Linked DNA regions of Mus musculus: region 1 is linked to region 2. A link is a loop called in an ENCODE intact Hi-C map of the cell type or tissue named here. Cell type or tissue: left cerebral cortex. All regions are shown on one strand. Each heading gives the region's core, and the rest is flanking DNA. Links, peaks and the distances in the headings are about the cores only.

Region 1 (2,924 bases), core at 182-2,681, 250 kb after region 2:
GACAAAGAGAGTCGGTAGGGCTAGCTAGCTAGTTCAGAGGGTAAGAGTGCTCACTGCACAAACATGAGGACCAGAGTTCAAATCTCCAGCACCGATATGAAAAGCTGGGCGTGGCTGCGCATGCCTGTAAAGCAAACATTGCAGAGAGGAGGCAGTCGGATCCCGAGAGCTTCCTAGCCAGTCAGTCTAACCAAAGTAGTGAGCTTCTGGTTCAGTGACAGGTCCTGTCTCAAGGCAATAAACTGAGCATGAGTAAATGAAGGCTACTAGGACCCTCTGCCTCCCCTCTGCCTGTGCTCACAGGGGCATGAACCTGCACACTCACATACATGCTATAGGGTGGGGCAGGACAGGACAGGGCAGGGCCGAGGGAGCGAGGAAGGAAGGGAGACAAGGAAGAAGGAAGGAGGGAAGACCAATACATAATATACAAAGGACAAAACAAACACGAAAAGAATTTTAATCCTGTGCCCACTGATATCCCCATGGGATACAGCGGGGGTTCAGTAGACCCAGGTCTTACACCGGGAAGCTCAGTGGTCAGTTACTAGCGCAATCATCCACTTAGATTCGAGCCATGCCATTTGGAAGCCACTGAGGCATTTTTGATGATAGTTCTGAGGCGAAGTCAACCCAAGTGTAAGAAATTGAAAATTACTGTGTCACAAAATTAAATCAGTCCGAGGGATAACAACTTAAAATGAATGTTAGTAACAACATATGATAGTAGGTCCAAAATTGGAAAGGAGTAGGAATTGGAAGATGCTTTTGCACGCATGCCAGCTTTTCATTTCAGCGTAACTGTTGCTATAATATCCTCCCACTAACTTTTTCATATGAAGTGCTATAATCCCACGCAGTCCACATGATGCTCTGTGCTATTAAGTGAAGTGACAGAAAAATAAGCGAGAGAACAGCAGGGTTATAGCTCCCAAAGACTTGGAATCCATATCTAGAAAACACGTGGTACAAATCACAGAATACAGAAGTTCGGAGCACGCTAAGTGTCTAGGAGTTGATACATGGTGAATAAACTTCACAATGCCCTCTCATTATCAGTGGGCTTGTATCTCATTTAAAGTCCACGCAAAATGATTGCTGTGGTGTATCGTGTATTGGGGTGTTTTATAGTCTACGGGTTATAGCATGTTTGGTTTCCCGGGAAGAGTTTAAGTTTCAAAAGATACAAATAGAAATGTGTATTGACAAGTACAGGAAATATGATGTTATTAATGCTGTTGTACAGGCAGAAGCTGATTTTTATGCAGGCAAAAAAGAGAATGTTTAAAATAGTTCAGATTAACAGCAGGATTGTGGACCCCTCTGAATGGCAGAAGACCTCACAGAGATCTGGATATGCCCAAGCCTGTGAAGTCTGAAGTTCAAGGAATTCAATTCCATGTATAGCAAAGCCATCTCTCTCACAATTTTCTAACCAGCGAACATTGCGTGGGAAATTGGTTCCATATGGTTTCAAGTCATTTATGCAACTTGAATAATTAAAATATTCGTTGGTAAGAGCCGCCTGGTGTCTTTAGAGTCAGGAAATTATCTTATGCCAAAAGTAGACAAACTCAAAAACCCAAAGGTCAAGTTAAGTTTGAAATTTCACATTCCAAAATGCAATTATCCTAACAAAAATTGCTCTATATTCCCCTCTTATCACACAGTAGAGAAGTGAAAAGCCCCTTTATTCTTGGGCAACGTAGTTACTCGTTTTCATACTTGAAGAGGGTCTGCTTATATATCTTTCCTTTGCTAAATCTACAGCTAAATATTACTGGAAAACTTCCTAGAGCAGTAATGACATTTTCAATAAAGTTCTGTCAGCTGTTTTTAGAATAATAAATACATTTTCTTTCAATATATCTAAATATTTCTACTAGGAGTTGCAATCATAATTCCCATTTTGTAGATTTTTGAATCAAGGGCTTCATATATTAGGTAGCCCAAGAGAGCATATTCTAACTGAGTAGACTGCCTTTAATGCTTTAGACACGCTTACTGTTTGGCAGGCATTAAGGAGCCAGAAAATAACATTAGTCCCAGTGAAAAATTGTACAAAGCCACAGTTAATCTATGTACTTCTGGAAAAAGAGATTTGAGTAAAATATAATAAGGAGGACAGCTGAAAATTTGACAGTGTTTTTCTTGCTCATCGATAAATTTGAGTTGAAGACCTGTATTCAAATTCTGACTCTCCCATGCATAGCTAGCTCTTTCTATGACTTTAAGCAAGTTGTTTGATCTGAGTTTCCATTCTTCTTCTCTAAAGGGTTTTACATTGAAAACTAGGGGTTGGGAGATGCTTGGTATGTCAACCTGAAATAAGTCCCCAGAGCCCATGTAAAAAGAGCTGGCTGCTGGTGTATGCTTACTATCCTAGTACTGGTGAGGCAGAAACTGTCGGGTCCCTGGGTCTGACCTAGTCTATCTAAAGGGTTCCAGGCCAACATGTGCCCTTGTTGCATAAAGATGGATTCTACTTGAGGAATGAAATTCAAGGTTATCTTCTGGCTTCTACATGCCCACATATGCAGAAGCACCCATAGAAATGGAAAGGTACTATATAAATTAATAATAATATAATAATAATAATAATAATAATAGCAGGAATTATACAGAAAAAATAACGATGTATCCCCACTTCTAATGAAACTGGAAATAAATGAACCAATTTTATTATTTATTTTATCTGTTTGGTATTAGAAATGTTTTTCTCATCCTCATTGTAACATAAAATTTTACAGAGTACTAAACCATTATAAGAATTATTTTTTAAAAAAATTACAAGCCGGGCGTGGTGGCACACACCTTTAATTGCAGCACTCGGGAGGCAGAGGCAGGTGGATTTCTGAGTTTGAGGCTAGCCTGGTCTACAAAGGGAGTTCCAGGACAGCCAGGGCTACACAGAGAAACCCTGC
Region 2 (2,924 bases), core at 116-2,615:
AAATGAGATCTCTATCTAAGTTTCTTTAAAGGGAATTGTTTTTAAAGCTAAAACAATTAACACAAACCGTTCAGGGGAGAAAAAAATCTTACTTTATTATGTGTCTTTTAGCCACAGTGCCTTGTAAAGTTTTCATTTTGCTAATTAAACTTAGTGGTTGTAAAATTAAATGGGCTGCACTCGCTAGTCACCTGGTTTCCTGCATTGTCATCGAGAAATAATTTGTTCTGAAGTTGAGGCACCATGAAAGTGCATTTTAATCGAGACTACCTTTATACAGTAATTTGCATTTTTTTATGCTTTTAGCTCCCTTTACAATTGATATTTTTCAATAAATTTGATAATATCTAGGAAAACACCAACAGCCTTTGTATGGATAAGCTAGAACTAACACACTAAGGACACCTGTATCATGACTTACAAGCTAAGGGCTGACCCAATTCATTAGGGAGTCAGAATTTGTCATCGCTATTTTTGTTCCTTGACAATAGCTTAACACATGGAAGGAGCATATGTGTTTTTCCATTTACACAACCATTCAGTAAGTGTTTATTGTCCGTTTAGTGCCAAACAGTGTGCTGGGTCTGAGAAGATAATGAACTATATAAGACATCATCTCTGCCTTTTACACGAGTAAACTCTAGCCAGGCAGTGGTAGCACACATCTTAAATCGCAGCATTGGGGAGGCCTAGGCAGGTGAATCTCAGAAGCCAGCCTGATCTTCAGTGGGTTCCAGCATAGCCAGGGGTACACAGAGAAACCCTGTCTTGAAAAACCAAATCAGACAAATAAGAAAGACAAAACAAACAAAGAAAAACCAAGAGTAAATTCTATTCGGAGAGCTAGGTTTTCTTTTTAAAACCAACATGTGAGCAGAATACCTACAACCATGTTGCATTGGAAATATGTCAGGTCCTGGAACAATGGTGGGAAGGATCAGCTTCCATAGTTTGAACAGAGAGAGTGAGAAGGAGACAGCAATCAGAGCAATGCTTTGCTCTGATGGTATACCTGTCCCCAAAGTGAAGATTTAACCTTCCAGCAAGATAAGGAGAACTAGACTCTCCTGGTGCTATCTTTTCTTGCACAGTTCAAGCATATAACTGCCTAACAAATTGCATACAGAGTAGCTATGGCTAAGGGCATAAGTAAATCCATTCTTTAACCACTACCAAAATATCGTGAAGGGAAATCTTGGCCAACGTGAATTGCTACGGTTTATATGTGGTCACTTTCTCATGAATGCATTAGATTGTGAGTCCAGGTGCCAAGGTCAGACTTCAGAAATATTAAACTGAACTACCCAATTTAGCTTGTAAACACATTCATGACTTCTTCAGAAAACCTGAATTCATTGTAGTCTCTGAATGAGAAAGGAACATGGGATGTTTTTTAAAAAAAATCTAATTCCCACTCTTCAGAATGCCCTCCTAAAATTTGGGCTTCATGAGTTCCTGCCTAAATAGCTCTCTCTTGGGGGACGACTGTGTCTGCTAATAAACTGTCCGAAGGTTTAACCACTAGGGGGAGAGGGTGTGCCTCTGGTGGCTAGGGAACCAATGGCAGCAAATCGGTACACGGATAAGCTAGGAGAGATCTAGATCAAGCAGTGGTCAGCTAGGTGCAAGGACCACATCAAGTGTGGTAGTTTGGTAACTTAGGATGGCTTCTCCAGATCTCACAATGAATCTTCTTCTGCAGACGGATTCTGTGGCTTTTAACTAGGAAGACTTTAGTACTGAATGTTTAAGTCTTTCCCAAGGACCACCATGACTTTGCAGATACGCTGACACTTTTCAAGTGGGAAGGAACACTCTGAGAACTTCTTTCACACTTCATAGTATGTCACCTTTTCTATACTGTAGCGTCACACGCGCCAGCTTTCTGAATTTGCTGTCTGTTGAATTGATTAGAAAGACTCGACTCCTAGATTCTCTTTAGTTTGACCTTTCCAAATCTAACGTTAAGTGTGTGTGTGGGGGGGGGGGGCGGGGGCGGGGATTTTATTCAGAGAGCTGAGGAGTAGGTAAAAATGTTAGTTTTAACAATGTCACAGATATTGCAACTTTAAAGAAAATCATCAGGAAATTATTGAAAACCCGAGCACAAGTGGTTTACTCCCAATGAAATGATTATTTGCTTTAAATCATCATTTTCTATAATTAAAAAAAATGAACTGAACCTATAAGAACAAATTGCTTAGTAACTACAATAGATATAATAAGGTTGTAAAAAGTGAAAATAGATACACTGGACATTATTAGTGTATTCATTGTATACCACTGTGAACCTTTGCTCACACCAGAATCTAAACACAAGGCAGAGCGGTGCTTAAGGTGAAAGTTGATTTTATTTTCAATGTGTCATATGGCTTGCTTCCATGGAAAAGGGGGAAGGGAGAAAACTCTCAGCAACTATTTCTGGGATTCTTTAAAGGAGTGGGAGGCACAGCGCCTGCTCCTCTTTCAGCATTGATTTTCAACACAATATGCGATACGGTTTCTCAGAAATGTTGTTTGGCACTCCTGATAATTTCATGTGATTTCAAACTTAAACCACTCAGACTACACAGTTCAGTATTTTCAGCTCCTTTCATTTTCCTTTTCCCTTTAATTATAGAATTCTTTATTCCCCTTTCTGTGGTCAAGAAAGATAGTAAATGCTGCTATTTGTAGATTGAAAATGCATTTATTTTCTCAGGACGATTCCTATGCTCTTCGCCCAACAAATGTAAACGTCGTGATTGGCATAAGGCTAGGCTACACTTCCAGGCTAACAACTTTTTCGAACCTCACGGTTCCTTTGACTCGGGTGGATGTGGCACACGCCGGGACAGGGGTGGATATAAACAGCAAGTAAACACTCTAATTTTAAACTTGCACTGGGAAGCACTTTCACAATGGGGACAGTGGCGCTCGCTCCG

The links. A loop is a pair of places that touch in the nucleus more often than their neighbours do. Peaks named below come from ENCODE experiments on the same cell type or tissue, not always from the same donor. Only the 100,000 strongest peaks of a DNase experiment are listed, where the experiment ranks them.
Region 1: it touches region 2 in a loop (2.8-fold over the local background); 1 of 42 quality-filtered maps calls a loop at or near these places.

What each region holds. Positions count from the first base shown.
Region 1 is chr1:69,435,113-69,438,036 of GRCm38, reverse strand. The region is part of intron 2 of Gm28497 (a long non-coding RNA gene); the gene reads right to left. Among named protein-coding and RNA genes, the nearest start is that of Gm28497, 5.3 kb to the right of the region's middle. In left cerebral cortex, for the core only: no CTCF peak of the experiment used is centred there; DNase peaks (open chromatin) are centred at 786 and 1,453.
Region 2 is chr1:69,687,820-69,690,743 of GRCm38, reverse strand. No RefSeq gene overlaps it. Among named protein-coding and RNA genes, the nearest start is that of Ikzf2, 3.3 kb to the right of the region's middle. In left cerebral cortex, for the core only: a CTCF peak has its summit at 1,530 (motif pointing right); DNase peaks (open chromatin) are centred at 1,543 and 2,488; H3K4me3 peaks cover 198 bases; H3K27ac peaks cover 138 bases.